Regions from separate parts of the Homo sapiens genome. Here region 1 is linked to region 2. A link is a loop called in an ENCODE intact Hi-C map of the cell type or tissue named here. Cell type or tissue: heart right ventricle. All regions are shown on one strand. Links, peaks and the distances in the headings refer to the core of each region. The heading gives the core; the rest is flanking DNA. Region 1 overlaps PALM2AKAP2 (PALM2 and AKAP2 fusion). Region 2 overlaps PALM2AKAP2 (PALM2 and AKAP2 fusion).

Region 1 (16,297 bases), core at 2,677-10,676, 73 kb before region 2:
ACCACACTGAGGGTTAAGACTTCAGTATACGAATTTGCGGGACAGGGGTCTCAATTGAGACCAGGCTGGTCTCAATCCTCCTTTTGGATTTCAGGTCTAACTTTTAAAAAGCCAAGAATGGGGATTCCAAAAGTTCTGAAAATTATTTTGGTCAGATAGTCATCCATAGCAGATGAATTTCAGACTTCTGCCTTCTAAAGCTGTAAGATAATGCATGTGTATTTTTAAAAATTATTATTATTAGAGACAAGGTCTCACTATGTTGCCCAGGGCTTGAACTCCTGGGCTCAAGAGATTCTCTAGCCTCAGCTTCCCAAAGTGCTGGCATTACAGGCATGAGCCACTGTGCCTGGCTAAATGCATATTTTTTAAGCTACTATATTTGTGGTAATTTGTCATAGCAGCAATAGAAACGAATGCAAGTATCAACCCAATATTGGCTTCCATGAACCTATGGGCATGGAGAAAATCTAGAAAGGTGGTTATTCCTGGGGGAGTAGGATTATGAATCACTTTTGATTCTTTTTACATTTTTTTCTACAATCAGCACAAATTAATTTTAAAATATAAAACAAACCAGAAAAGTTTTCTTGTAAATATTATTAGCCCACGCTGAGAAAAGCAGGTAAACCTGCTTGCTTTAACTTTTATGGACTAGGCAGATCCACAAGCCCTTCCATCATCCCAGGCGGTGCATACCCAGAGGAGCTCAGAAGGAAAAAAACTGTTCATCTCTGCAATGGTGGTGCTCACAAGACTGTAGCATTGCAAGGTAGACTAAGCAGCAAGGAAGCCCAAAGAGTTTCACTCCAAACTAGCTAGTTTAGTCCCATCATGAGTGGGAAAGCATAAATTGGTGTTTCCTGTTTATTTATCATAAATAGTTATACCACTCTGTGGTCCAGAGAAAGCAAGCCATGCCTTGGCTGTGCTTCTGGATTTTCCAGGCCGGATGGATTTCCCTTGGGCATCTGTGGCGAGCCGTGCTGACAGGAGGCAGAGAAAAGAATCTGCAATTCCTCCCACCCAAAGAACCCGAGAAAAGGCTGCATGCACTCAGAATACAGCTATTGTCATCCCTGACTGTCCAAATCTTCCTTCTGGATTTCAGGTCTAACTTTTAAAAAGCCAGGAATGGGGATTCCAAAAGTCCTGAAAATTTTGGTCAGATATTATGATTTGGGTGATTATTACTCTCTCTATGCATGAAGTCTGAGGTCTTAAATCAAAGAGCCTTTGTTTCCACATTTCTCAAAATAAAAGAAAAAGCCTTCACCCACTCGTATTTAAAAACCAAACTGAACCGAACAAAATCACTCACCAGAGGACATGCCTAAGCCAGGGCCTCCTTCAATGACCTCCTTTCTTCACACAGCATTGGGATAAGGTTGCAAACATCTGAAGCGACCCACAAGTCACCAGAAAGAAATGAGCTCAGACTTGCATTTTCAATTTCGTTTCCTCTCAGTACAAGGGAACATCCTGCTTGTCAGCCCCAGAGTGCACGGACTTGTGCGGTTCCAGCTGTGACCCGCACACCAAGAGCTGGTCCCTTCTTCTTTCATCTCCTCCTTTGAAGGCCCCAGGGGTGGGAGAATGTGATGATATGAATCTTCAGATTATAAACTTAGCTCAGAAATGAGAAATACCACTGCTTGGCAAACAAGTCTGAGAAACTGTCAAATATTATTGCTTAAAGGTAAGTCAAGTTGTTGGATGAGTTGCTGATATTGGGTTTATACCTATGAACACAACTGGAAGATGATGAAAACTCTAGAAGGAAAGAAAGAACTCTGCTCTTACAGGGCAAGCAGAGTTTAAGGCCAAAAAGGAAAAAAGTTAATTAAAACAGTAAGAATGAAAATTATGGTGAATAGTAATTCTCCACCAAGATCCTCTCTTCAAATACATTTCTACTAGCATGGTGGGCTTGGCTGTGTGAAGATTACCTCCCCCCAGAAGGAAAACATTTTTATGGTAATACATGTAATTTTATTCACTCAGTACATTTAATGATGGACTTTTTACTCTTTAGTTTTTCGAATCATAGTGGACTACTGAAAACTCATTATTCCTGACCTCAAGTTTCTAAGAGAAATGTTAATTCTAAGGAAGTAACTGAAAAAAATCCCAGCTAGGAATAGAAAGCAATTTTATCATGTGTGTTCGGTTATTTATTTCAGGCTCACAACTGCTGCAAAAGAGCAACTCACAAATAATTCTACTAAGGCTTTCTGGCCTTTTCTTTCTTTTTAGAGACAGGGTCTTGCTTTGTCACTCAGACTGGAGTTCAGCGGCATGACCATAGCTCACAGCAGCGTTGAACTCAAGCTCAAGCAATCCTCCCACCTCGCCTCCTGAGTAGCTAGGACTAAAGGTACACACCACTAAATTCAGCTATTTTTTCCCCCCGTAGAAACAGGGTCTCACTATATTGCCCAGGTTGGTCTTGAACTTCTGGTCTCAAGCGATCAGCCTCTAAGCTTTTTCTTAAAACAAAAGAGCAACTGTAATGTTGTAATGTTGTAATGACAACAACAATAATAACTCTTACTGGGAGCTTTTTATGTACCAGGCCCTGTCTCAACATTTTTATGAGGTTGGTATAACTTTATTCCTATTTTACTGAGGTTTACAGAGGTGAAGTAAGTTGGTCACAAAGCTAGCAAGTGGTAGTCAGGAATGAAGCTTGAGATATGAATCCAGAGAAGTGACTGTCATATTTTAGCATATATTCTCCCTGACCATCACACATAATTTTTTTTTTTTTTTTTTTGAGACAGAGTCTTGCTTTGTTGCCCAGGTTGGAGTGCAGTAGGGATTGTAGCTCACTACAACCTCCGCCTCCCAGGTTCAGGCGATTCTCCTGCCTCAGCCTCCCGAGTAGCTGGGATTACAGGCATGTGACACCACGCCTGGCTCATTTTTATATTTTTGGTAGACATGGGGTTTCACTGTGTTGACCAGGCTGGTCTCGAACTCCTGACCTCAAGTGATCTGCTGACCTCAGCCTCCCAAAGTGCTGGGATTACAGGCATGAGCCACCTCGCACATAGATTTATACTTGAGTAATGGGAAATAAAAGAGAGACTGGTAATACTTGTGAGTTAGATACACACACATTTTGGGAACCCTTTTAAGTTTACCTTCAAGGCCATGAGAAAGAAAATCTCGTTACAAGAACTACACATATATTCTTTGGTGCTCTAATTGTCTGCCCCATACACTCTCTCCCTGCCCCACCTCACCTCCTAGCCTTCCACCCCATAAGTATGTAGCACACAAAGATCAAATAGATCTGAAATGCCAGTCTCCTTAGGGAAGTACACAGCAAGTAACTATGGCTGGTAAAAGACACAGTCATATTCTGCCCTGAACCCCAGCAGTCACAGAGGACATCCTGCTCCCAAGCCTGGTTTTGATTAGTTCCTATTTCTTACCAAGGAACTTGCAAGAATTAGGTTCTTTGATTCACCTCCTCTCTGTCACCTGAAAACTATGCATCTGTTTTTGTGCATGGCTGAGTCTGATTCCTCATAAGATGCTCCCCTAACTAACTTGCAGCATGGAGAGGCCATGCAGAAGTAGGCAATGAGGACATCACATGGTGGCCCAGCACCAGCAGGAGCCAACCCAGACACACGGATCTATCTGAAGACCCAGCACAATCAGCAGGAACAGCAGAACCTGCTTGTACCAGGGAATTCAGCTGGTGGGGAACGTTCTGCTTTTTCCAAAGTTCTGCTGCCCAGAAGCTGTAACTGCAGGCTTGTCACAGAATAAAGACTTCTGGGCCCATAGGATCTCAAGAGTGAGGCTGGGCTGCACGCGGTGGCTCACGCCTGTAATCCCAAATCCCAGCACTTTGGGAGGCCGAGGCAGGTGGATAACAAGGTCAGGAGATTGAGACCATCCTGGCTAACACGGTGAAACCCCATCTCTACTAAAAATACAAAAAATTAGCTGGACGCGGTGGTGGGCACCTGTAGTCCCAGCTACTCGGGAGGCTGAGGCAGGAGAATGGCGTGAACCTGGGAGGCAGAGCTTGCAGTGAGCCGAGATAGCGCCACTGCACTCCAGACTGGGCGACAGAACGAGACTCCATCTCAAAAAAAAAAAAAAAAAAAAAAAAAGAAGAGTGAGGCTGACAGGCAGGTTTAACCATGGCAGTTGTCTTTTCCAAGCCTTTAAGGGTAATATCTAAAGAGAATGTGGAATTCTATACTTTGAAAAGTCCTGATTTCATTGCACACCTTCACCCCTTGCCAAACATAGCTTCAACATAGTCTTTTCTTACCAATTCCTTTCCAAATGGCATGCATTTTTCAAGAAAACATACTTGCTGGATTTAGATAAAGAGAACACAGGGAAGTCTGGGCCAAGGCAGAAAGATCAATTTTTAAAAGGCAAGGAGAACAGTACGTAGTCATGGTGCTCAATGATCACCAGTCAACTAACTTAGTTGACTTTGACCCTAGTACACCAAAAATGTTCATGTTTAGTTAACAGAATAATGAACACTTATCCCTGCTCATCCTCAAATTTAAAAATTTCTTCCTTGCTTGAGTACCCAGTTCTTTCGAAGTTTTCAAGGAATGAACCTGTTTCTGGAGTAAATGGCAGAGCTTCTTCCTGGGAAATAACTTTCAAAAAGAACTCACAAGAGCAGCTAGGCTAGATGGCTGATGTGGACTAAGTTAGTCCCTTGGCTATCCGCTCAGATCTTTGGACAGCCCGAGTGCTTTTGCCTACTGTAATTTGGGGCATTGGAATTGAGTTCTGAAAGCAGAAAGGAATCATCCTGGGTCACTAGGGAAGCACTGTTTCATGGCCCCTGAGAGTCAAATTTATACACCCAGGCCACCGCAAAAGAAGGATTGCAGAGCCACAGTGGCTCCTAAAAGGAGGATCAAGAAGGACCCAGGAAAATGCAGGGGTTGGGCATAAGATTGGGAAAGGGTAGAGGGAACCTGAGCTACAGGTTGGAGAGAGAAGCTATTACTGTATACCTCATAGAGCAGGCTCAACAAATGGGAAGGAGAAGGTAGGGGAAAGAAGATGGATTTTGGAGACAAATGAGAGCCTGAGTTTGAAACCAGGCTCTCCCATTTTCAAGCTGAGTGACCTTGGGCAACTTAATCTCTCTGGGCTCTAGTAGTAATTCTTTGAAAAAGAATATTATTACAGGTCCACAACTCTTCATATATAATTCCCAAATCCAAAAAACTCTGAAAAGAAAGATTTTTCATAACTTATTTGGCAGCAAAACCTGACATGAGCTGACATGAAGGTCTCCTAGTCTTTACCCACTTAATGTAACTAATTCTTCTTCTCAAGTTTTAGAGTAGAAATTTAATTTGATCACAGGGTGTTGACCCAGAACCTGCCAGTTGTGTTAAATAATAGTATGTTCATTGTATTACTTTTCTAAATAATAGTATATACTTTATAAATTCTCTAAAATCAGAAAAAGTCTGAATCTAGAAATATATCCGGCCTCAAGAGTTGAGGTAATTTGTATCTTAGAGGGCTGTTGGGAGGATTCAGTGAGAAAATAAGAAATGACAAGTGTGAAATAACTAGTATTATATGCAGCTTTAAGGCCTTGATAAATTGTAACTACCATGATTAGACTTTTGTAACCAGAGAATGTTCTAGAAATATGGTGGTGGACAATAACCATCTGTGGACACTCCACAATAAGCTTTAGCTAGCTTCACACAGCCAGAAGGGCTCCTACAAGCTGCACAGTTGGTGCCTGCCTTGCAGGAAAGAGAGGCACTGTGTACTACTGATGGAGAGCTCTCTCATCATCAATCCTTCTGTCAGATGCTGACACAGGGACTTCCCCCATGGAGCAATGAGGGCACCTCAAATGAAACTGTGCCTCATGTGGCTCTAATTTAGCATGGCACACTCCACCAAGCTCTGCTTCATGAAGAATGTGTGGACAGTCGCAAACATATTTTTCCTAAGACTTTCCTTTGTGATATTTGCAGATAATGAAGGGGAAAGAACAGAGACCCAGTTAAGAATCTTTATAATAATGTAATGATCACCTCATGTCTAATCTTATCTAAACAGACAGCAGCAGAAGTCAACACTTCCTGTACAGCTTACAAAAGTAACATTTATAACTATCACATCTTTCCACAAATTAGAAGACATGAACAGATACCCCAAGTTATGGAACTTAATAGCAAACTACACCTTCTCTTTTGCCACTCTCCATAATGTAGGTCTCACGGGGTGAATGATCTGACTTGGTAAATAAATTCAACATCTGGCATGAAAACAGAAACTCTCAAAAAACCAAACAAATCATCACCTAACTGGGTTTCTCTGGCATACTTAGAACTTGGAAGTGAAACCAGGATATCTAATAATAGACACAGATACTAAAGTGAGAACTGTTGGCAACCCCAATATGAAAAGACATTTGAAAAGGTCTTGAACTGCAACTTCAATACAATGTTTGGATATCCCACCCCCTAATTCTTTCCTCAAGGGTGTTTTACAGCACTGTGTGAGTTACCCCTTCAAATCAGGCTCATGTACCTGCAAAGGTGCTTCCTTTATTCTCTCTCTCTCCTTTTTTTTTTTTTTTTTTTTTGGCACTTTGCTGCCCAGCCTGGAGTACAATGGTTCGATCACAGCTCACTGCAGCCTTGAACACCTGGGCTCAAGCAAACTTCTTGCCTCAGCTTCCCAAGTAGCTGGGACAACAGGCATGTGTCACCACACTCAGGTAATTTTTCTTTTTTTTTTTTTTTTTAAGAGATGGGGACTTGCTATGTTGCCCAGGCTTGTCTCAAACTTAAGCAATCCTCTTGCCTCCACCTCCAAAAGTGCTGGGATTACAGGCATGCACCACCACCCCTGGCCTTCTTCCTTTTAGTCTCTAATTCTAAGTGCCATCAGCAGAGGGCACACATGCACACACTATTGGGAGCATGGCCCCTCACATAACATACAGGGTGTTCACCAAGATGGCGCCTGCCTTCGGAAGTGCTCATAAGCAGGAAGAGCTCAATCCAAGCCTATGAAATGGATGCATTACAATAGGAAGACATTTAGTCCATCAACTCACAGTGAAGGCAGGACAGCTTGGGGTTGTGTTCAGATAATTACTCCTTTAAAAACTCTCACTGGCTTCTCACTGACCATAGGGTAAACTCTAAAGTCTACAACCCTTAACATGATTGATAGAGCTCTTGGTTGTCTGGCTCCAAATCTATTTCTGTTTTGTTTTAAATCTCTTCCATTAACTTACTCTTAAATATCTCAAATGTGCCAAGTTCTCTATTCCTTTTGAGCCTCTCTTAGGTGCCCTTCCTTCTCCCCTACACCCTGAGCCCAACTTTACCCCTTCAGTTCTCAGCTTAGACAGTAATTTCCTAAGGAAGGAAGACTTTCTTTATCCTCCAAATGATATGGTCTTCCTTGTTTGTGCTCCTACAGGTCTCTGTGCTTCTCTGTCATAAAATTGCCTCATTTGTTTAATGTTGTTTCTCTTACTGAACCATTAAGTTCCCTGAGAGCAGGGACTATACATTTTTATTCACCTCTGTATAAACAAATGTCACTCAAATTCTATTTAAGTGGAGCTTCTTCCTTTAAAAGTCAAATAAGGGCCAGGTGCAGTGGCTCATGCCTGTAATCCTAGCACTTTGGGAGGCCAAGGCGGGCGGATCACCTGAGGCGGATCAGGAGTTGGAGACCAGCCTGGCCAACATGATGAAACTCTGTCTCTACTAAAAATACAAAAAACAAACAAACAAAAAATTTAGCTGGGCATGGTGATGGACACCTGTAATCCCAGCTATTCAGGAGGCTGAGGCAGGAGAATCACTTGAACCTGGGAGGTGGAGGTTGCAGTGAGCCGAGTTTGCCCCATTGCACTCCAGCCTGGGAGACAGAGCAAGACTCTGCCTCAAAAAAAAAAAAAAAAAAAAAGTAAAATAAGAACCAACAAGATAATTTCTAGATACCCGGTCATTAACAATGACTATATCCTTTTCAAAACAGAACTTCTATCATTCATTGTCCATCTTTTAAAAGCAAAAGCACTAAAAGCAAAAACAAATAGCATTTCCACACCAGGGGGATGGGGTTTCTGTCTAGATAACTTTTGTATGGAAAGAATTAGAAGATTTCTCCTTCCTTACCACATCTTGGCTCTCAGTGGATTTTATTTGCTTTAAGGTTTTAGGATTCCAGCATGCCACCAGCATGATTTCTACCAGAGAAGTTAAAAATTATATTTTTCATCACCTAGTATCCAATCATCAATCTGAGTCACACAACAAACTAGTGGAGTCACTTCTTCTGGCATGAAATATGAAATGTGCCGCAGGAACTTGGTAACACCTCCATTCACAAAACCACTGAAGCCAGGAGTTCTGACCCTAGCCATGAATTGTCTAGTTTGGCTGCTCAGAGTCACGTGTCAGCCTTCTCCCCGATCATGAACTTGGAGGTTGGCCAGCCAAGCAATACTCCAAAGATTTCCAGGCATGAACAGGAAGAAAATTGTATTTTACATTCCGTTTCTTTCAACTCATGTTGTAATTCTGGGAAGCCCGGGTGCCTGCTTTAAATGTTCTAGAGATAAACATGAAGGAATGACATGTATGCATATCATTATCATGATTGTACTCAATACGACATCAAGATTGGAACAGACTTGCACGGATGAATTACCATCCCCTTGTAGGGACCAGAAATCAATCCTATGGGGGTGGGATATGGGAGAAGAGATCAGCATTAGCATAGAGGGAAGTACTGGGGAGATTGATACTGGGTTGCTGGGATGCCAGTGGCAAGCCTTAGGATGCTGACTTGTTTAAGGCAACCTCGGTCCTGGTGGGGAAGCCTGATGGACAACAGCCGGTGGGGGAATCAGGAGAAAGCATTGAAATGTCTTTATATTAGACAGTTGTTTATGTGCTAGAAATAAAGTTGGAGGTAATATGGTGAGGGGTTCGATTAAGAGATAGAGACAGAGAAGCCTGAAAATACTCATGCTACGGTCTGAATGTTTGTGCCCGCCCCCCCATTATTCATTTGTTGAAACTTTATCACCAATTTGATGGCATATATTAAGAAAGTCACTGCACTCTTCCTCTTCTTCCTCCCTTTCCTTTCCTTCCCAAACAACTCAGTCCAAAAGTCACTAGGCCAGGCTGAATAAGATGGTACCTGCTGTAGTGTTGGAGCCCAGGGAGGGTAAGGAGGGTGTTGGTGAAGGGTCGTGGCAGTGGCCACCTGGAAAATGATGTCGGAGCCCAAGTTTGGTGAGGAAAACAGGAGACTGGTTATACTGGAGTGTGGGGGAAGGAGGGCTAGTTAAATAATAAACATATTACAGATAATAAAAACTAAGTATCTTTTGTCAAGAAGGTGGTCACAAATATGGAAAGGGAGAAAGTATGAATGAACTTTTTATTAAATAAGAATTAAAAAGCATCAGGGCAAACTCATGGTTTTCAAGAGAGATGTGTGTAATTTCTAATTCTGTCCACTGAGAGTGCCTGGGGCTAGTGACAATGCAATAACAATGAGCACAGCTAGCACTCAGATCTTTGTTTCTAAATACCATTCTCCATCATCAGAAACTAGTGCTCTTCAGAGAGACGACCGATTTCAGGGTTGGGAAAGTATAAGATGAAACTGGAATATCTTGCGATGCCAGAAATTGAGGAAGCATTCAAAGGAAAACGGGGACATCTCCAAAGGACATACAAGTTAGCCAGAAAGGGCTCCCGTGAGCTGTAACTGAACAAGTTGCGGATAAAAATAATAAAAGAAATGGATTATAATCCATTGAATATCACAGGAATCCATTGAATATCACAGGAATCCATGAGATCATACCGACATAAATAAATGAAGTTTGATAAGAAATGGGGTGAAAATTGCAGAATACCACAGTATTGCCCTACAAAATGTATATTAATTACAAAAGAAAAAAGTAACTACTGTGCAGAAGGCTGGCAGACACTCCCTCAATGGAGTGATCATAATCAATATTAAGTGATCAGAGTTGACACCTGTCACCATAATGGGACAAACTAATACCACGTGCTACCTGTTTGGATACAGTGAGAACACAGCATCAATTTGGTGGTATTCCTACCAAAGATGCACAACCTGAAAATCATCATATGAAAACATCAGAGACCCACATTAGGGAGCAGTCTACAAAATTGGGGGTGATGGGGCATCATGTTGGCAATTTACTCTCAAATGATTCAAAACAGAAAGACATTTGTACTGTACTTGGGAACTTTTCTTTAGGTTGGAGATTCTTTCCAATTTTAAAAAGTTAATGAGAAGAGTGACCTTGAGTCATTGTAGGTTTGATGGAAGCCAAGTGTCAAGATAAGATTAAGATATGGATGGACCAAGATAAGTGTCAACAATTATCCTTTAGGGTAACGATTCTTAAATTTTCTCTGGTGAAGCATCAGTTTTTCCCCACCAGTCCATTATGAAGCAATAGTTTTGTAAAATACAAAAATCCCACGCTTGGATTTCAGGACAATATCACATTGCAATAGGAGTTTTCAAATGCTTACTCTCGATGTCTGAACTTAGAATGAACCAGTAGCAAATGATTCCTGGACTAGCTTGGACCACGCTTTGAGCAGCGTTTTCCATAGCTGAAGATCTGTGGATCCCTGATTGCTATCACATTCACATGGAAAATAAAAACAACTGGTCACACTGTTATCCATATGGTAGCAATAATAATTAGCACTCTAATTAACATCAACCATCTATACAAAGTATTCAAAAAAGGGACCACCCAGGCAATATGAAGGGATTAAAGACCTGCCTTTGTGAAGAGTAATTCAACTTTTCCAAATGGGTCACATGACAAGAACAGATGCGTCCACTCCTGATTCCAAAGTAGTTGCTTTGTGGTGACTTAAGAAGAAAAACCCAGTTACACGGAAGATGAACAAAAGCATTTTGCATGGACCAGTCTGCAATGCCATGCCATGACTATCATTGCTGGGAAGGAAACCAGCATTCAGAAGGGGTTAGTTAGTAGAGGACAACTCCCAAATCAGATGGGTTTAACTAGATACTGAGGGTCAAGCTACTGATTCCAACATAGTCCACACATGGGTCCACTCTGGTTCTATGCCACAAACAGCCTCTCCTTCAGACAAGAGGCAGGCTTTCAAGTAAAAGAGAACAATTCTTTATAATAAACCAAGGCCAAAGCAGAACAACAAAGAAGGAGCTATTGCATCCTCTGGAAAGTGGCAAACTCCATGCAAGCTCAGGGTTCTTCTAGAGGACACTCTTGACACTTTTGTTGCATGTCCCTGTATGCTGGAATTCTCATGCCAGTGTCCCCCCAACACTTATTCCAGACACACACAGAGGAGGCTCCACATAGAAACCCATGAGCTGGAATCAACAACAACAGACTGCTGTGGCATCTGTCTCTCATGTGAGGCACCTCACTTACCTGGAGCAGTTTTGTAGCATGTTCTGGAGGGCAGTGATGGGGCATTCTTTGTCCTGGGGCTCTGCGTACTCTGCAAGACTTGTCTCTGCCTCTTCAGCTCCTCTTCCCTTTCCTGAGCTGCTCGGATCTCTTCCTCAATCATGGACAAAGTCCGCTGTTTCCTGGACCTCAGCTTGAAAGGCCCAACCATCACGTCAGATTCTTGAGTGGCCAGGAGGGAGGCTGTGCTTCTCAGCTCAGCTGCCTCCGAGTACTTGCTGAAATAGCTTCCTTCGGGCCTGGTCTCCTCCATGTTAATCGGGCCACTGGGCTGCACAGCTGGCAGTGGCTGGGGGGGCCCCCTTTCCCTGAGCGCCCTGTCTTCAGCAGGCAGAATCTTTGGTAATACATCCCTTTTCTCTTGAACAGGAGAAGACACCTGAGGTGGCTCAAACATGCTCTGAGGCTTTTCTGAGCCGAAAGCCGCAGCTTCAGCTTCCTCTACAGTCGCTTCAGGTCCCTGTTGCTCTGCTCCATCCCTGCTGGTTTTGGACACAGCTTTATCCACCTGCTCGGCTATGGCTTGTTGAATGGCATTCTGCACCAGGAGGCCAGCCTGATACTCCAAGGGGTCATCAACCAACGGAGAGTCCCCCAGCGTGGAGGAAGGGGAATAGAAACCATGATCACTAAATGACTTGGAGACGCCTTCTCCTCGGCCCTCTGAGGGGTTGTCAGTTTGTGGTGTCTGGGGCAGAGAAAAATCAGCCAGTGAATTTTCCTGGAGGGCATTGGTTGTCTCATTGGATGCCCCGCTGTCACTGATGTTGTCCATGCTGAAATCATTGGATAGGGTCTCCAGGACTGTGGTATCCTGAGACCTCACCGACAATTCGTCCAGACCAGAGTCAAGCTCCTCTTGGGTCAAGGAGACATTGACAGATCTTGAGAACTGATCCAAAATCCCATGGTCATCATCCTTGACCACAGTGAGGACAGCCCGGGCGCTCGTAAATTCTCCATCCTCAGCCCACAGTTTAGATAAGGGCCCACGTTTAGAAGGCTCGCTGTAGGGCCCTTCCTTCCCCTGAGAGGCTGTGTTGCCCTGGCTTCCTGCTGCCGATGGGGTCTCCAGGGCACCGGGGGATTTCTGTCCCTTGGCGGCTGAGGCACCACTGTCTTCTGGAGGTCCCCCGACAGAAGGTGGTCTCGGATTAGTCAGTGGCTTGTCTGAGTTGACTGACCCCAGAGGCCTGTAGAAAGGCTTGATGGAGAACAGCCTGGGTGTACTCTGGCCCTTGGCCACCGCTTGCCTGGAATTCTCCATCAGCTGAAATTGTTTGCGAGCAGCAGAGAAATCTATCTGCTCTGTGACAATGTCCTCCTTTGCTTTGTCAATCATGCTTGCGCGTTCATGAGAAGAGGCAGGGGCTGTGCAGAGCTGCGATGGGGGCTGCTGCTGCTGCTGCTGTAACTGCTTCTGCAGCAGCAACTGTTCCTGCTGTGCCCTTCTCTCTTTGCGCTCCTTGTACTTTTTGTGCGACTCCAGATGTTCCTCGTCCAGCTGCTCCTCGATGGTTTTTTCCTGCGGGGGATTCCACCATTTTGCTGCAATGCCAGGATTCTTCTTGACGGCCTGGCTGCGGATGAGCTCTCTCCTCTCCTTTTCCAGCTCCAGCATCTCCTCTGAAGGCCTCACTTTTCTAATGCAGTATTGTTCTTTCTCATGCTCGTCATCCTCAAAGAGCTTGGAGGGCTTCTTGTCCTCATGGAAGGCACGCAGCTCAAACTTGGCCTCCTTTTTCAGTGTGGTGAGAGTGAACTCTCCATCTCGGGAAGAACACCGTGAGCTGGTTGTGGAGCTGGGGCTGACAGGCACCTGCAGGCTGTCCCCCAGCGCATCTCTAGGCTGGCTGGGGGAATGGCCATTTGTTCTTTCTGCCTCTGCCATGGGGTCAGGGCTGCTATTACTGAGCTCGATGTGAGGAGGTGCCTGCCGGCTAGCTGTTCTTTCAGTGGGTTCTGGCTGGGTCGCCTCGTGGACAGGGGGGCTTAGGCCGCCCACCAGAACCACTGCACCAGGCTCTGGGGAGGATGTTCCATTGTACGTTCCATCCACAGCAGAATCACAGCAGTTGGCCTCTAGCACCTCATCTAGATAGCGGATCTCTCTGGCAACATCATTATCCAGGGATTCGTGGTGATCAGTAAGGAGGCCATTATGCGGGGGTGAATAGAAAGCGGAGGGATGGTCCATGGGATGTGGGGTAGAGGTGATTCCAGGAACACTTTTACATTCTGCAACAGACACCTCAATTTCCATGTTTTTGTGATCTGGGGAAAGAGAGCTGGCAGCAGGCTCCAGGAGGGTGGCACTATAGTTGTCTCCCTCGCTTTTTAGCCAGATATCATCCTCAGAAAGCTGGGGAGGCTTCTGGAATAAAGAGTAAACAAAAGTCAGGGTTAAATACTGCATCTCTTATGGATGTGAATGCTGACAAACTGACTCATAATTAAGAGGAAGGAAAATGGAAACCACAGTGACAAATTCTTTTGAATAGATATTTTCTAATAATCCCTTAAATGTTCATTTTCTTGTAGTAACAGGTGCCCAATCCTCTCTAATTTATGGATTCCATTTTGTTTACATGCTAGTGCCATTTTTAAATTTTATCTACTAAGGTGGAAGAGATTACATCATTATTGTACCAGAGTCTTCCCAAGTATTTTGCGGCAAATGATTGCAGGCTGTGCAATACGACTATTAATAGGATTGCAAAAAGAAGGTCCTTTTGTATGAACAGATCTTTAAAACATATGACTCTCTGCCAGATGTAATGCAGTTATTCTGGAGACAAGAAACTTTTTGGAAAATCTTTGCAGAATAAAATACTGGAAAACAGTAGATCCCTTTAATGGCAGCACACAGGCTACAGTGCCTCACTGCCATGGCTGTAATTGACCATGTGCCTTATGAACACCATCACCAAAGCCACTGACTGCACAGCTCTGTTTTCTGGGATTGCATCAAAATAATACTCTTTAGTTAAGAAGTCAGCACTGCTTTGAAAAACTAATGGCCAATGGTACCTCTCCTCCAGTTTTTTAACTGCTTTATATGTGATATCTTCAGTTTGTGATTCAATAAGAAAACCCTATCTTCTTAATGTTTTAAAACCCATCATATTTTTCTTTTTTTTTTTTTTTTAAGGAAGGAGGTTTTTTGTCTTGAGGGCTTTTTTTTTTTTTTTTTTTTTTTTTGAGATGGGATTTTGCTCTGTGGCCCAGGCTGGAGTGCAGTGTGCCATCTCGGCTCATTGCAACCTCTACCTCCTGGGACTACCGGTGTGTGCCATCACCCCTGGCTGATTTATATATATATATATATTTATATATTTTTTTTTTTTTGTAGAGACAGAGTTCCTCCATGTCTCCCAGGCTGGTCTTGAACTCCTGTACTCAAGTAATCTGCCCGCCTCAGCCTCCCGAAGTGCTGGGATTACAGACATGAGCCACCACACCCAACCCATCCATCTTATTTTTCTACCAGTTATCTAGCCTATGTAATTTTGTTATTTGGCATTAGAAACATTAATTTTCAAATTATAAGATGATTTTCTTTTTCATATCAAAGGACTCTGGCTTATCTCAAAGAATTCCAGTAAAGTATAAACTTAATTTGAGTTACCATCAAGGACCTTACAACACCTAGGTTGGCTTTGTTTCCCTGTCTCAAGTTTATAATGTGCCTGGTATTATTGACATAGGACAATGCAAAATTGCAAGAGAGTGTAATTTTCATTTATCTAAGGTTTCAACAATTTTAAATGCTTAGAATATTAAAACACCACCTTAGGACGATTCTCAGGAAATTAATTTCAAAATCCTTCCCAAAAAAGTGGATAATTATGGATTTGTTCTTGAGACCTAAGAAAACACTGGAGTTCATCGTAAGTGCTCTACACTGCTGTCAGAATGTTGAAAAACTCTCTGAGTTATCCATGAACTGGGGGGTTTCCTTCACTCTTCACTTTCCACATTTCCTTTCAGACTTAAATTATTCAAGTAATGTATATGTCTTCTCCATTAACAGGCACAAATAATGAGTGTTCCTCTTTTGTCAACATCTTCCATTCTCTGATTTTCTTCCAGTCTAGGTCTGGTCTTTGTTAAGGAGTGATACTTAACACAATTAATATTTATAATTGCTAATATCTTTATTTTTTATTTTTGACCATCATTAAATAGTAGTTTTTGCCACCACCTTCCTTTTTTTTTTTAAGAGACAGGCTCTTGCTCTGTTGCCCAGGCTGGAGCACAGTGATGTGATCATAGCTCACTGCAACCTTGAACTCCTGAGCTCATGGGATCCTCCTGCCTCAGTCTCCCTTAGGACTACAGGTGGGCATTACCATGCCTGGCTAATTTTTAAAATTTTTTGTAGAGATAGAGTCTCGCTATGTTGCCCAGGCTGGTCTCAAACTCCTGGACTCAAGCAGTCCAGCCTTGGCCTCCCAGAGTGCTGGGATTACAGGCATGAGCCACCCTGCATGGCCAGCCCTTTTAAAACTATTAACTAAACTTTTTGTTGGATGAGACATTGTCAGTAACTTCTACTCATATATCATTAAGCATTACACAAAATTTGAATGCTGAAACTTACTGGCTGCCATTCAATTTCAAGTAAACCTAGGCCAAAATTAGCCCACTCCATGGAAAATTATTATTGAAATAAGAAGACAAACAAAGAGAGATTCACGGTACTGCTAAGATGAGTCAGATTACCTATGGCACCCTCACCCCTGGCTTCTTTTGGCCAATGACTCACTGCTA
Region 2 (16,297 bases), core at 4,844-12,843:
TAACTACACACGTTTCCTAAAATTAGTTGTCATAAGCAGTTGCTATTGTTGGACACCTTTGCCGACAAAGATCAGCTAAATGTATTTCAGCCTGAAAGCCAGGAGGCCACCACTGCCATTTTCCACACCATGAGAAATGTTCTTGGAGCAAACACTCCATGTGTATCACCAGCTGATTCTTTTCTAGATTACAAAGGGAGGTTGTTTACTTTTAAAGAACAAATTATTCAGCCATTACTGTTAATTATTTGAGTCAACAGTAGTACAAGAGTGCAAGTGAAATAGCTTCCTAATTAAAACAAAAGCTGTCTAAATTCTCCAGAGTTTTTATTGGAAATTACCCTCAGTGCAAGAGAATGAAAATAAAATAACAAACTGATACACGACAAACACTAAGAATATCTGAAAATATGTTTAAACCTACATTTGGGGCTAAATGCTCTTTTCCCGATCTGCTTTTAATGTCCTTTCAGAACAATGTGAAACAAAAACAAAACTTAAAAATTCATAAGTGCTAAAATAAAACAGTTATTTAAAAATAGATAAGAATACATAAATTCAGAAAAATTCACCATAGGAAAATATAGACAGAGAAGCTTTCCTGTATTCAGCAAACAGTGACCAAATACCTACTACATGCCAGACTCAAGGTTCTGGAGTGTTCTTCACTATGTCTAAGAACTCAAAAGAAGGTTGTCATGTAACTAATATAATGAAATGCATGTGCCCCCTGCCAGAATACACCCTGTCTAAATCAGGGGTTGATAAAGACAGCCCATGTGCCAAATCTGGTCGCCGCTGGTTCTAGTAAATAGTTTTATTATAACACAGCCACGCCTATTCATTTACATATTGTCTAAGGCTGTTTTCAAGTTTGAGCAGCAAAGTTGAGAAATGTAGTTATAACAGAGACCATATGGCCTGCAAGGCCTACAGTATTTTCTTTCTTTCTTTTTTTTTTTTTTTGAGACTGAGTCTCACTCTGTCACCCAGGCTGGAGTGCAGTAGCGCGATCTCGGCTCACTGAAACCTCTGCCTCCTGGGTTCAAGCGATTCTCCTGTCTCAGCCTCCTGAGTAGCTAGGATTACAGGCGTACACCACCACGCCCAGCTAATTTTTGTATTTTTAGTAGAGACAGCGTTTCACCATGTTGGTCAGGCTGGTCTCGAACTCCTGACCTCGTGATCCGACCACCTCGGCCTCCCAAAGTGCTGGGATTACAGGCGTGAGCCACTGCACTCGGCTAAGACCTACAATATTTTCTGTCTGGCCCTTTGCAGAAAACATTTGCTAATGCCTATTCTAAATCAAGATGTATCTGTAGGAGAACCACTGGGTTTATTCAAAATTTGCCCAAACAGCATTGGACTTCCAGGTAACGAGTTATGGAACAGTCACTGGATATCCTGAAGAGAGAGCCCTGACCCGCTGACCCATGAGTCAGAGACGTGAGATTAATGCCCAGCCTCACCGTTTACCTGACACATGGCTTTGTTAGTTCATATAACCCGCTTTCTGTCTAAGGTTTCTCATCTGTCAAATGGGAGAACTTGCCCACGTCACAAGATGTTAAAGTGTTTTGCTCACTGTCAATGTACAACCTCGAAATGAATGTACTATTATAGTAATTATGAAAGCTATCACTGAATGTGTACTTGCAATGTGCCAAGTAACATGCTAAAGGCTTCCTATTTGTTATTGTATTTCATCCACATCTAATAGGGTATCGCCCTATTAGAGGAGTACGACTACAGTCTTCCTTTTACAGATAAAGGAACCAAGGCTCAGAGAGGTTAAGGGATTTGCTTGTTGTCACACAGCAAGTAGTTAAGCTGAGAATCACACCCAGGATTGTCAGGCTCCAGAGCTTATGCTATGAGCTATGGAGAACATTGATTCCAAAACTCTGACTCACTGAGTGGTATCCACCAAATCTATCCACTTCACTGAATAAAAGGCCTACTGGAATTGTTTGAGACAAACGCCGGTCCTGGGCCTACCACAGGGGTGGTATACATTGCGTGACAGCCTCCTTCATGTGCTACAGGTTATGAATTGCCCACGAAATAAACATTAAAGCTCTATCCATACAGGCAAGTGAAAGGGAGCCCCAAGCAGTGATACTGTAATGTTACCTTGACAGATGCCAGGATCAATTTCAAATGAATAAGTAACCCATAAAAAGTGGCTCAACACACAAAACTCGGAGGTGGCCTTGTCTAGCTGGTCTTCCATATGCATCTAAACATCATGTGTGCATGATTTGGGACCCTATATTTTTACTTAATAAAGCACATCTGACCAAAATATTACAGATAACTGAAAAATAATAACATAGGATATATTCTGTAAGTTTTTATTTTATACTCCTGTGTTTCAAAAATGAAGTTTCATTTGGCAACTAGTGAGATTTTATTCTTGCCAGTTTCATCCTTTTGAAAAGCATCCTTTTGGAGGTATATATACCTATATATATATATATATATGTAGAATATATATGATATACCTATATATCCTCAGGAGCCTATATACCTATGCTAGTTTACCCAGTATTTTATTTCCAGGATTCTATCAGAGAGAAAATAACCAGGGATGTTTATAAAACATAAATACAAGGATGTTCACTGCAGCCTTATTTATGAAGATAAACACTAGAAACCATCAAATCACCAACATAAAGCATTTATCTAGGTAAAATTCGGTGGAATATTTTATAGCTATTAAGGACCACGTGTAGAAACCAGACTAATTCACATGGAAGGAAAAATATTCTTTACAAATGTCAATGTCATGAAAGACAAAGAAAAAGGACTGATGAGCTTTATCAGATTAGAGGGTGATAAAGAGACAATATCAAAATACAAAGTGTGATCCAGGATTGGATCCTGGTGTTGGGGTAAAAAAATGCTAGAGGTCACTTTGCAAAAACTGGCAAATTTTGAAAAACCAAGTTTATATTAGGTAATAGTATTGTATCAATGTCAAATTTCCTGAATTTTTTTAACACTTTTGAGACTATATAAAGTAATATAAAGGGGCATGATATCTGCAACTTATTTTTAGAAGGTTCAGAAAAAAATATTAAAAATTATGCATCTGTATATAATATAGACATATATAAATTATATAACATGTCAAATATGAGAAATGTTAACAATTAGTGAAGAGAAAACAAAAATTCTTTGTACTACTCTTGCAACTCTTTTCTAAGTTTAAAATTATTTTAAAATAAAAAGGTAAAATATCTGAAATTTTGCTACATGGGAAAATGCTTATGCTAAAGTGAGTAAAAACATTAGGATCCAAAAGTCCATTGTAGAATAATGTTACAAGCATAGGGGCAGCTTTTACAGGAGCGACTATAGAGGTTAAAAAAAAAGAAAGAAAGAAAAAAAGAGAATGAGGGCAGTTTAAAATATACATATTAGGAGGAAATAAGTCTAAATGTTACCAGTGGCACGTCATTTCTGAGTGGTAAGATTTGGATTGAGTTTTCTTTTCTTCTTTTTATAGTTTTTTATGTCTACATTTCTATAATAAGCATGCATTATTTTTATAATTAGGAAAAATGAAATATTAGAGGGAAATTATATGTTTTTATGAATTACATAAACATCTGATTCAGTTTTCAAACAATTTTATGTACTAGCTTGATAGTGGAATTTGAAGATAAGGCATCTAAACCCTAGATAAAATCCTGTTTACAGCAGCAATACCAAATTGGTAAATTTTACAACAAATTAGAAATTATTTTCCATTCAAGCCTTAGAAGAGTAGGGATGAACTACAGGTAAAAGAGTAGGGGTGAACTACAGGTCTGGTGCATGAAACAGCTGGCACACCGACATTCGGCCAGAATTTTTTCAAGATTGTCAATTGACAACAAAAATAAATTGTGCCCGCATTCAAGACACATTCTTCTAATTCATCTCTTACAGTGACTTTTTTTTTTCTTTTTCTTTTTCTTTTTTTTCTTGAGATGGAGTCTCACTCTGTCGCTCAGGCTGGAGTGCAGTGGCACAATCTTGGCTCACTGCAACATCTGCCTCCTGGGTTCAAGAGATTCTCCTGTCTCAGCCTCCCAAGTAGCTGGGATTACAGGCACACGCCACCACACCCAGCTAGTTTTTGTATTTCTAGTAGAGACGGGGTTTCACCATGTTGGCCAGGCTGGTCTCGAACTCTTGACCTCAGGTGATCCACCTGCCTCAGCCTCCCAATGTGCTGGGATTACGGGCGTGAACCACCACACCCAGCCTATGGTGACTTTTTAAAAGCTCATTTCTGGTTCTAAAAATTAGAATGCTACATGGTATGTGTATGTGCGTGTGTGTGTTTATAATTTTTTTGTGAACTATTGGAGTCTTTTTGCAGACATAATGCCTCGTTATTCCTAATACTTCAAGGTACATTTTTGAAAAACAAGGACTTTTTCCACCTAACCACAGTCCAGCCTCAAAATCTTGTAATTAACATTGATGGAATTCTACATGTAAACCATAGACCTCATGCAAATTTCAATCTTGGTCCCAATGATGTTCTTACTAATAAAATGATCCAATCTAGGCTCCCATGTCTCATGTCTCTAGTCTCCTTCAATTTGGGGTACTTTCTTAGTCTTTCCTTGTCTTTCATGACTTTTACTTACTTATTTATTTGAGATGGGCTCTCACCATATTGCCTAGACTGGCCTCAAACTCCTGGCCTCAAGGGATCCTCCCGCTTCAGCTTCCCAAGTAGCTAGGATTATAGGTGTGAGCTATCATGCCCAGCTAATTTGGGACTTCTAAAGATTATAGACAAGTTATTTTGTTGAACATCCCGCAATTTGAGGTTACCTGATATTTCCTCATGATTAGATCTAACTCATGCATTTGTGCAGGAATATCACAGAAGCGATGCTGTGTTTTCCTCTGTGCATCTCATCAAATGGTGCACACTGCCAATTTGTCCAATTACTAATGGTGTTAGATTTGATTATTTGATTAGGGTGGTATCTGCCAAGTTTCTCTACTGCCAAGTTACTATATTCCCTTTGCAATTCATGTGTATTTTGTGGGAAGACACATGAAGCTGTGTAAATATCCTGGTGGGACAATATAATCATTAAAAAAGGTATACTAAGTAGCAATCAATATTCAGCCTCCAGAAAAAAACTAACAGCATTTCATAATATGTTTGTTAGTTATATTTAAGAACTATAGTATCCCTGAAACAATTTTTCAGAACTTCCCCAGAGAAAAGACTCTGGGGAGGGAAATCCCATAATGTAGACACTGCAGTTTGCCAAAGGTAAATCTAATGTTTATCTGCAAAAGTCACAGAAGTGGTGACATTTAGATGTGCAACCTTTAATTCCTGGGGAAACTTTGAAAAATAAATATGACTTGCCCTCTAGATATATCCTCAGAGCTGGCTTTCTTGACCTATCTGAACTTTCTTGTTTGTTCTCTTAACAAAAGGCTTTTAACTGAGATAAAACAACAAGCTAGGCTAACCCTGGCTTGAGTCTGGATCACACACAATGTGATCCAAAGAGTGTCAAGTGTCCATGTAAAACACCCTATAAAAGCTGTTTCAGCCATGGCAATTCTCAGCTCAGGTCATGAGGCTCACTTCAAGTGTCCCAGTTGAGAGGGTGTCCAGGAACTCCCAGGAGAGAACAACCTGTAGTCTTTTTACTTAAGCTTCTTATTTCCTAAAAGCTTTGTGTTTGTCTGAAAACACAAGACCAGCAATGACGCATTCTTGCTCAGAACAAAAACTGTCATTAAAATGGACTTGCAGACAGAGGCTTCAGGGCTTCGCACTAAAGACTCATTCTGTGTTTTGGAATCTATGATGATTATTACAAAAGAAATTACAGAATCAATTGTAATTTTCTTTTCTTATACCTGGCAAGCACAATGGTAGAAACCTCTCCTAAGGCAATGCTTAACAGTTTGGGCTTGGTGTTGTGTGAAGTTTCTAAAAATAAATAGTGATGCATGTCTCCTCTCTCTCATTGCCTCAGATTTCCATTTCCTAATTGAATGATTCTCTTTAGAGAATCAAAATGGTCACGTGCAAAGTTAACCAAGGAAGAAGGGGAGAAAGCAGGCTAGGTAGGCCAGAGGAAAAGGGGCATTTGGGGTATCAACCAAGGTAGAGCTGGGGCAGAAGTCAGGAGACCAAGAATGCCAGCCCACAGAGTAGCCTGAGTATTGGCTACTCCCCAAGGTGGGTTATGTGGGCATGCGGCTGCATTTGAAGGGCAAGATCATGAGGACAGATTGTGGCTCCAGGTGGTTCAGACACCTCTATAGCATTTATGCCCTATGAACACTGCTCCCTCAAACAAGACACTACTCCAGCACCCAAGGATTACTACGCCTAACTCCAAATCTCACTCAAACCAATGGCTTCTTCATCTACCGCCATCCTTGCAACAAATCCTTAGCACAATTCTCAGAGATGCTAGAGGGCACAGATAAGTAATTCCTTTAAAGTCTGCCTTTAGTTTCTCTTCCTTTTCCATGCATGACACTATAGGCAAATTCTATCATCCACATGATTCTGGAAAGATCCAAGCTTAGTAGCAGGCAGTTTTTTGAGACCTCTGATAGATCAGGGACTGCTCCATTCTGATGGGCCCCTTGCCACCCTTAGCCACAGAGCTGGTCCAGAGAGAGCCCGCCATCCCAAGCAACAGTGGGCAGCTTGAGTTTGGGTTATGGCCGAGTCCTGTGGAAAGTGATGAAGACTTAGAATTTCTCATTTTCTCTTCCACTTCTTTCTCCCTCTCCTCCCCCTCATTTTTGCCCACATCAACAGTTTGCTTTATATTGGAATGTAGTTAAGATTCTATATTTTACCAATAGGCTTAAGATTCTATATTTTACCAATAGGTTTAGGGTTATACTGGTTCAGAGAAAAATTTTGGGAAGGAAAAATTGGAAATTCCAATAAAATGAGTTAATAATATGAACTACTACTAACTCACCTTTCACTGTTTCCCTAACACTCACTGTCTGAACTATCTATAAACACAAAATGGTGAGAAAATCACAGATAGCCAAGTGTTTGACTTAGAATGATCTTACTGACCTTGTACATATATGAACAAGTCCTACGAAGACTATATAAGGTTAGTTAATAACACAGTGATGGGCAGAACACAAGTATCTCCCAAATCACCCTCAGGCTCCTATCACTCAATAATACTACTTAAGTCTAAGGGAATTTTATAGACATAATTTTAGCCGAAATTTACCCACAAGAAACAATGGTAGTGCTAATTGGAAAATATGCCCATTTTCTATGTATCAGGGCATAGAGCAATCATTGCACAGGAAGATTCTTAAATGAAAAATAATTGATCTTCATTGAAAGAGAACTGAAAGAAGGAGGAGTTACAGAGGACATGTATCCATCCAAGTGACCAAGCATAGACAGGGAGAAAGTGAACTGAGTTATGAACTGTCAAAGACGTCAATAAGATAGACTACATCCTGGGAGCCATGAGTAGAGGTGGCCCTCAGTAAGTGGCAGGCTTTCCAAAGTCAGAGAAGATCTTTACCAATGTAAAAAAGTGAAAAGCTATATTCCTGTTAGTCATTTCCTTGGGAGAAGAAAATAACATTTGGGACCTCGCTAAAGCAACCATAAGAATTTTATTTGTATCCTCTATTACATCTCTAATAGTAACTATTTACTGAGTACCTATCAGACTCTCTAAATGTTGAGTTCAACTACATGAAATTTCTAATATTCGACCATTTGACCTATAAAAGTGGCAATTTCAGATGGGTTCTACCAATTCTTTTTTTTTTTTTTGAAACAGAGTCTCGCTCTGTTGCCCAGGCTGGAGTGCAGTGGCATGATCTGGGCTCCCTGCAGCCTCCGCCTCTCGAGTTCAAGCAATTCTCCTGCCTCAGCCTCCCACATAGCTGAGACTACAGGCACGTACCACCATGTCTGGCTAATTTTTGTATGTTTTTAGTAGAGGCGGGGTTTCACCACGTTGGCCAGGCTGGTCTTGAACTCCTGACTTCAAGTGATCCACCCACGTCAGCCTCCCAAAGTGCTGGGATTACAGGCATGAGCTACCACACCTGGCCTCTAATTTCTAATTCGAAACTTGCCGGATGGGTATTATTCCCAGTTACAGACGAAAAAAACAGAAATGCAAAGAGGAAGAGTAGCACGCCAAAGGTCATGAAGACATCAAAAGTGCCATGTTCTGACTGGGGTCGCATAGATCCCAAAGCCAAAGGTCAGGCTCCTCTCTCTATGGTACAGCATGGAGTCATCTGAGTTAGTTCAGGCAGCTAAACATGTATTAAGCAGAACACAGAGCTTCAATCATCCCAGTGAGCCTACTAAGTTTTAAAACAGATTTTCTGCCAATACCCAGCTTATCACAATTGACCAACTTATACTTTTCTCAGTCCTCTGGTCTGTAAAAATGAGAGGATCGACTGAAAGAATTGGTGAGGCTCTTTTTTCATTTTCTAAAATTTGAATAATCACAAATAAACAGAGATTTTAAAATTTAGTTTCTAAAACTTTTTAGTTTTTAAATTTACTTTTTAAAATTCTTTTTAAAATAGTCATTGTTCTTTGGAAACTACCCAAACAATATAAAATAGTTTAAAGTAGAAAGAGAAGATCTCCCCTCTCCCCTAATTTCAGTGGTCTGTCTGCATTTGGAATTTTGCCATATGCAAGCATGTGACCTTGAACCATTCCCGTAGCTTCTCTGAGACTGCATTTCTTTGAGTGCAGAATGGGACTGGACAATGTCAGCTCTGCTTCCTCTCAGGGGAAGATGAATGTATGAGAGTAGGTGAAAGTGTTTCCACTATGGGTTTTGTACTAGGTTGTCAGTACCGCTCTGCTAGGAGTCATGGTCACAAGCTTCCCTCTCTGGAGTTTTCCAGGATGCCCCTCCAGTGGGGATGGCCGCCAACCCTCTTCCTCTCCTGGGTCTCACGATTACTTAGCAAGCAGCCTCCCTCCATGAGTCAGGACAATAAGGGTTGGGCATCTTGAGCTAATCAAGTGACATTAGAAAAACGGAAATAGCCGCCTGATTATGATTTAACCGAAGTAAAAATTCTTATAAAACTATCTCTGAATCATGTTTGCATCACTGCTGATAAATCATACCAGGCGGAAGCCGGTGCATGTGACTGACCACGGGGACTCACTCTGTTGCAGCTCCACCTCCAGCTCACTTGTACCCCAAAGACACAGGTTCTGCAAAGCAGATGGGCCATGTGGAAGCTGTTGTTCCCTCAGCGCCTCCTGGTTCTCCTTCCTAGTCCTCATCCCAGGGTTTTAGAGTTAAGAATCCGATAAGCAAATGCACACGTCATTTAATCTCAGAGCTGACAGAGGCCCACAAGATCGTCTAGAAATTTACACCCCTGAACATGAACATGAAAACAGCTGAAGGTTCTGCCCCATCAAGAATATGGAAGGGTTTCAATTAACCACATTAACAAGCCACAAGAATGACATGGAGTGGCCTTAACATACTAAAAATGAACCTGTCTCATGATCAAAGGATATTTCTCTTCTGTTCCTGGGACAAACAAATGTTTTGAAGTCAACTAACAGGCATACACAAATGAAAATTAGTATCTGTAGTTTTCAAAACACTTTTTGCAGATCAACTCATTTGATGTTGAATGGTTGGGAGCAGAATTTATATTTATTGAAAACAGCATGCGCCAGCCATGTCGGACTTGTTACTGAACTTAATTCGTAACAGCAGCAGCTAATCATAGGTATTACTGGTCCTATTTTGCAGTTTACAAAACCAAGGTTTTGACAGGTGGAATAACTCAATGGGTTCATTGTGGCCTCCCTACCTCTACTGGGCTCTTTCCCCACAACCTCTTCTTCTTAGAGACCTTTGATCTTGGTGCATCTGTGAATTACACTGTGGCTTCAGAAAATAAAACATTTTGCAAATTAAGTCAAGGTAACACTGAAAAATGTCAGCTCCCTTCCTACACTAGGGTTTCATTTCTATACTGTAAGATCCTTCCATAGTGAACAGTCCCACATTCTCCCAATCAAGGGCTAATTATCTCTGGCACCTTGTTAACCCAGAGGTGTGGCAAACCAAGAAAGAAGTTCTCTTTTAAGAAAGTTCCAGGCTGGGTGTGGCAGCTCATGCCTATAATCCCAACACTTTGGGAGGCCAAGGCAGGAGGATCACTTGAGGCCAGGAGTTCGAGACCAGTCTGGGCAACAAGGCAAGACTCTCTCTCTACAAAATAATTTAAAAATTAGCCAGGCATGGTGGCGCACACCTGTGGTCTCAGCTACTCGGGAGGCTGAGGTGGGAGGATCGCTTGAGCCTGGGGGAGATGGAGGCTGCAGTGAGCTGTGATGGCACCACTACACTCCAGCCTGGGCAACAGAAGGAGACCCTGTCTCAAAAAAAAATTAAATTTTTTTTTTTTTTTAAAAAAGCTCCAATTTTGCCCTCAGTAGAGAAAACCTCAGACCCACCACTAGAGCAAACCTCAGACCCACCACTAGAGCAGAGATTCCTATATCATCTCATTATTTGCATGATATTAGCATGCTGTGTTACCAAATCCATTGTCATTCCCCTCAGCAACTACCACCACCCATACCCCTTATTTTCATGCTATTCAGTTGCCTCCTTAAAGGGAGAAGTACAGAAGCCTCATCAGGAAAACAGAAAAAGAACAGAAAAACAAAATCAGCCAAGTGAAATCTGCTGGAGACTTTGTCCTCCTTAATCCATCATGAAAGTTTACTTAACTAAGATACAAATCCCAAAAGGATTACACATTCCATGTTCTGTCATTCTATCTGCCCCAAGTTCTACTGATATTCAAAATTATCTTACCAAAAAAAAAAAAAAAAAGAGTTTGGAACATAAGCAAATACAACTCTAAACCCAATCTGGGAAATTCTTACTTGCTAAATGCTCACTTGCCTAAAAGCCACACAAATTGTATTTCAATCACTGCAGCCTCGTCATTATTCTTAAAAGATTTTGTCAAAATGAAAGCATCAAAATTTAAACAGACAAAATTAACCTCCAAGTTTCATGTTTGTTTTTAATGACAAATATAAAAATAAATTTTAAGGCAGCACAACTACCTTACCTACTTCAGCAGATTAAGCAATTGCCAACATAAAGGAAATTGTTGATCAGAAATTCCATTAGAAAGACAACACCAAAATTCAGTTTTAGCCAGCATTTTCAGGAAAATTTTCATTCATACTAGTAAACAGAAATACAAAGCAATATCCGAAAGAAAGTTGAGACCTTGATACTTTTTGTCTCTCACAATGTTTACAGCTTACAGCTCAGCAACAGCCAGGGTGGAGGAGGAAATTCCTCTGTTCACACCCACCTGCCATTGATGCCTTTTTTAAGAGGACTGTGCACAATGTATTTTAAAAAATCTATTGTTGGGTGAAGGAGACTCACATGTTTTCTTCTTCTGGCTAATAATGCATTCAATTGCCTTGAAGTCAATGAACTCCTGCGTGGGAAATACCAAGCAGCAGCCAAACAGGAATAGATTAAGTAATGCACCAACCAGACGATGTGTTTGAAACTTACATTCTAGAAGACCTTTCAATAGTAAAATACTTCATTCAGCAAACCTTTTCAATTTCACTTTATTTGTAACTTTACAAAGTTTTCTTAATTATCATTGTTAGAAAAATGAGAGTATTTCAATATTTGAGATTTAAATAATCTAAATATGAAGTCCTTAATTGAGAGATCAGCCATGATAGCACTGTTCTCCCAAGAGAATGTAACCTGGCATCCTACTCTCGGTAATCTGCCCAGAGTTGGAGAAAGCTAACTCCCTCCTCAGTTCGATAAAACAGACTAACGTTAGAATGACTAATAGTCATTCTCCTTCCTCATTCTCTATCTTCCCAGTGCAAAGAAAGCCAGGCCATATTTATTATTATCTATTATCTGATAAAACCAAATGAAGAGCTCTCTCTTTCCTTGATAATGAGTCTCTAGAACTGAATACTTCTTTGCTAAAACTATCATAATCTGAAAAGGAGGTAAAATAGGAAAGGCATAACAGGCATCATGAATACCTGCAAAAACTGCAGCAAACAGATACTAAAGAGTATCTGTGGTCATTAAAAAGACAAGAACAATATATTAAAAATAGCCAAAATGTTAGTGGGCAATATGTTATCTCCTTTATATTTTAGTACTGAGTTCTAACCGTGTGCCAGCCTGTTTCAATCTTTACCTACTTTTTTTTTTTTTTAAGAGACAATGTCTTGGTCTGTTCCCCAGGCTAGAGTGCAGTGTTGTGATCATAGCTCACTGCCACCTTAGAACTCCTGGGCTCAAGGGATCTTCCCACTTCAGCCTCCCAAGCAGCCAGGACTACAGGTGTGCACCACCATGACCAGCTAAGTTTTTAAATTGTTTTTAGAGACAAGGTCTCACTATGCTGCCCAGGCTGGTCTAGAACTTCTGGGTTCAAGTAATCCTCCTGCCTTAGCCTCCCAAAGTGCTGGGATTACAGGCATGAATCACCACGCCCATCTTTTACTTACATTTACTCACTTAATCCTCTCAACAACTCTATGAGGTAAGTACTATTATCTGCGTTTTACAGATGAGGAAACTAAAGCTTACAAAGGTTCAATAATTCACCCAAAGTGACAAGGACAGGAAGTCACAAAGCCAGGATTTCAGCTTGGGCTCCTTAACTCTGCTTTAAGTCCATACTCTCTCTAAGCCATCCTCTTCCAGAAACTCCACACCAGCCATTTTGCAAATCTACACCTACGCTCATAGGATACATCTTAAAGTGTTGTCTCATACAACTTTTGCACCATGATTTACTTTTTCATGTATCTGTTCTTTGCATCTTTGCTAGGGATAGTGAACTTCTCCAAAGTAGGGAACTGGGGAACTCTTTTGATGCCTGGAGGACCTCATAGATGGATTAACCTCTCAAAAACAAGGGCAAGACAAAAGGTGGAAGCAACCCAAGTATCGAATGAATGAATGGATATACAAAATGTGGCATATAAACACAATGGGACATTATTCAATTTTTTTAAAGGAAGGAAATTGTGACACATGCTATAACATGGATAAACATTGAGGACATTATGCTAAGTGAAATAAGCCAGTCACAGAAAGACAAATACGTGATTTCACTTATATGAGGTTACTAGAGTAGACAACTTCATAGAGACAGAAAGTAGAATGGTGGTTGCCAAGAGCTGGGGAAGAGGAAAGAAGGAAGGGATAGTTATTGCTTAATGCATACAGTTTCAGTTTTGCAAGTTGAAAGAGTTCTGTGAATGGATGGTGGGGACGGTTGCACAATAATGTGAATGTACTTAATACCACAAAACTGGACACTAAAAAATGGTTTAGAGGGTACATTTTACATTTTATGTCACACAATTAAAATGAAAAACAGGGCAGGCACGATGGCTCACACCTAAGACCCCACACTCTGGGACACCAAGGTGGGAGGATCGCTGGAGCTCAGGAGTTTGAGACCAGCCTGGACAACATGGTGTGACCCTGTCTACAGAAAATTTAAAAATTAGCCAGGCATTGTGGTGCACACCTGTGGTCCCAGCCTCTCAGGAGGCTGAGGTGGGAGTATCGCTTGGGCCCAGGAGATCAAGGTTGTAATAAGCCATGATTGCACCACTGCACTCTAGCCTGGTGACAGAGTGAGACCTTGTCTCTAAATAAATAATGATAAATAAATAAATAATAAATAACAGACAAAAAAGGACAACAACTAGAACAAATGTCTACAGAAATGTCTTAATGTCTACAGCCATGCCTCCATGGGGCTGTCAGGCTGCTGTCACGGAAGTGCAGGAAGCTGGCCCTCCACCAGAAAGTCATCCGGCTGGTGTGACACCAAAGCTTACTGATGGGGACAAGCCATTCAACGCTGTCACTGCTATGTTTCCACAGCCTTGCAACCTGCAGGTCACCCTCAGAACAAGCCCTTTCTGACAGCTGTGGAAGCAAGAGGAAACATCAAACTCCCAAGAAAGTATGTCTTTAAGACCTCAGCCTCTTCCTGTCTCATAGGCTGGTCCTGTGGAGGGCCCTGATATCTGGTGCGCAATGCCAGAAGACAAGTCCAGGCATCCATCATTTCCCTTATCACGGGGCCACCGAGGTCCCAAAAATAATGAATGAGGGGTCGTTTCCACCTTGGAAATGTGCCAAGTCCACATCAAATTGCAAAGGAAACAATACTGAGAAGTGTGACAGCTTGGGATTCCTGCGATGACAGAGGTGGGACAATGAAGGAACTGCCCCAGTTCCGGGGCCAGAGAGCTGCCGTGGCAGTAAGAAGCAGTTCAACCCCATATCCTTCTCTTCAAATCACAGTCCTGTGGCTTCTGCTGAGGACATACCACTAACTACACAGGCTTGAACTCCTGGCTTCAAGCAATCTTCGCATCTCAGCCTTCCAATGTTCTGGGATTACAGGCGTGAGCCATCGTTCCTGGACTCACTTGAGCCCTCAAACACTTTCTGAGCCAATTCACTGCTGGGTGCCTAGGACCCAATGTGTTCCAGACCGAGGCTGGGCTAGGAGGTCGGACAGGAGAGGCACTTCCGTCTTGGGAAGATGAGCATACACACTACTAGGGGATTCAAGCTGAATTTTCTCTTTGGCTTCCAAAAATCGCCTTCTATTAACATTTTTTCTATCATAATCAATGTCTTCGTTTACTTCCACTCCTTCCTCCTCCTCCTTAGGTAGGCAGCCAGGCTTTTAACTCCTTGCTTCCAGGATCTCATATCAAGGAGATAAGATTTTTCTAGAGTTTTGTAAACATCTAAGCCATCAACAAGATTTGCAAGGTGTTCTAGAAAAGCTCCTTACCCCCTCCACCCCTGGGTGTTTCACTTTGGTCCGTGGAAGCTCCTAAGGGAACTGGCAAGGCTTCAGAGAAGAGGGGCTCCAGGTTCCCAGACTTACCAAGGATTTCCCTGACCTGTCCCATGCCTGCATGAACTGGTAAAGAGCCTCAAATGGGATGAACTGTGTGCACCCCTACCCCAACCCTTGCTCCACTTCCTATGTTGAAGCCCTAACCCCCAATACTTCTGAGTGTGATGGTATTTGGATACAGGGTCTTTAAAGAGGTAATTAAATTAAAATGAAGTCTTTAGAGTGGATGAGTCTAATATGACTGGTGTTCTTACAGAAGAGGAAATTTGAGCCAAGCGTGGTGGCTCACGCCTGTAATCCCAGCAGTTTGGGAGGCTAACGTGGGTGGATCACTTGAGGTCAGGAGTTTAAGACCAGCCTGGCCAACGTGGTGAAATTTTGTCTCTACTAAAAATACAAAAAAAAATTAGCTGGGCGTGGTGGTGGGCACCTGTAATCCCAGCTACTTGGGAGGCTGAGGCAGGAGAATCACTTGAACCTGGGAGGCAGAGTTTGCAGTGAGCTGAGATCGTGCCATTGCACTCCAGCCTGGGTGACAAGAGTGAAACTCTGTCTCAAAAAAAAAAAAAAAAATAGAAATTTGGACACAGATACATACACAGAGGAGAGACCATGTGAAGACACTGGGAGAAGACACCCATCTACAAGCCAAGACCTAGAACAGAACCTCTCCTCACAGCCCTCAGAAGCAACCAACCCTGCAAACACCTGGATCTTGGTCTTCTAGCCTCTGTCAATGGAAGAAAATGACAAGACAAATCTCAATCATTTTAGATTTATTTGCCAAAGTTAAGAACATGCCTGGGAGACAGATGTATGCCTTTCTCCAGAGATGATTTTGAGGATTCCAAATTTAAAGGAGAAAAGGTGGGATATTGAGAAGCACACAGTTTTCACATAAACAAAAGGGGCAGAGGAAAAAATGTGGAGAATCTGCATTTTACATAAGATAGCACAGACAAAATGGGGTAGGGGAACAATCAGATATGCTTTTGAGTCTGGCAGGGCCTGGGTGACTGCGCCTGTATAAGATAAACTATCAATTTGCATTGCCATGGTGAAGTTTTAACAGCTCACCAGGAATTTCCCTGTGGGCAAAATATAGGGAAGGCAGGTATTTTTTCATCTTGTAGCCATCTTATTTAGGAACCAAAGAGGGGAGGCAGGTTTGCGTGACCCAGTTCTCAGCTTGACTTTTCCCTTTGGCTAAATGAGTTTGGGGTCCCAAAATTTAACTTCCTTTTACAACTATATGAGAAAATAGATTTCTGTTGTTTAAACTACCCAGGCTGTGGTACTTTGCTATGGCAGCCTTAGCAAACTAATATAA

Evidence for each region. Hi-C counts contacts between places; a loop is a spot of excess contacts. Peaks named below come from ENCODE experiments on the same cell type or tissue, not always from the same donor. Only the 100,000 strongest peaks of a DNase experiment are listed, where the experiment ranks them.
Region 1: a loop joins it to region 2, with 2.3 times the contacts of the local background. A loop is called at or near these places in 26 of 110 quality-filtered maps.

Annotation. Positions count from the first base shown.
Region 1 is chr9:110,133,728-110,150,024 of GRCh38, reverse strand. It overlaps PALM2AKAP2 (PALM2 and AKAP2 fusion), which reads right to left. Exons shown (of 11, transcript NM_007203.5): 8 at 11,486-13,898. LOC124902244 (a long non-coding RNA gene) reads right to left here and starts at 292. Exons shown (of 2, transcript XR_007061727.1): 1 at 1-292. RefSeq lists an enhancer at 1,344-1,593. In heart right ventricle, for the core only: a CTCF peak has its summit at 6,931 (motif pointing right); a DNase peak (open chromatin) is centred at 8,479; H3K27ac peaks cover 5,131 bases.
Region 2 is chr9:110,062,683-110,078,979 of GRCh38, reverse strand. The region is part of intron 7 of PALM2AKAP2 (PALM2 and AKAP2 fusion); the gene reads right to left. Among named protein-coding and RNA genes, the nearest start is that of C9orf152, 140 kb to the left of the region's middle. RefSeq lists an enhancer at 8,641-9,840. In heart right ventricle, for the core only: no CTCF peak of the experiment used is centred there; a DNase peak (open chromatin) is centred at 8,956; H3K4me3 peaks cover 451 bases; H3K27ac peaks cover 7,062 bases.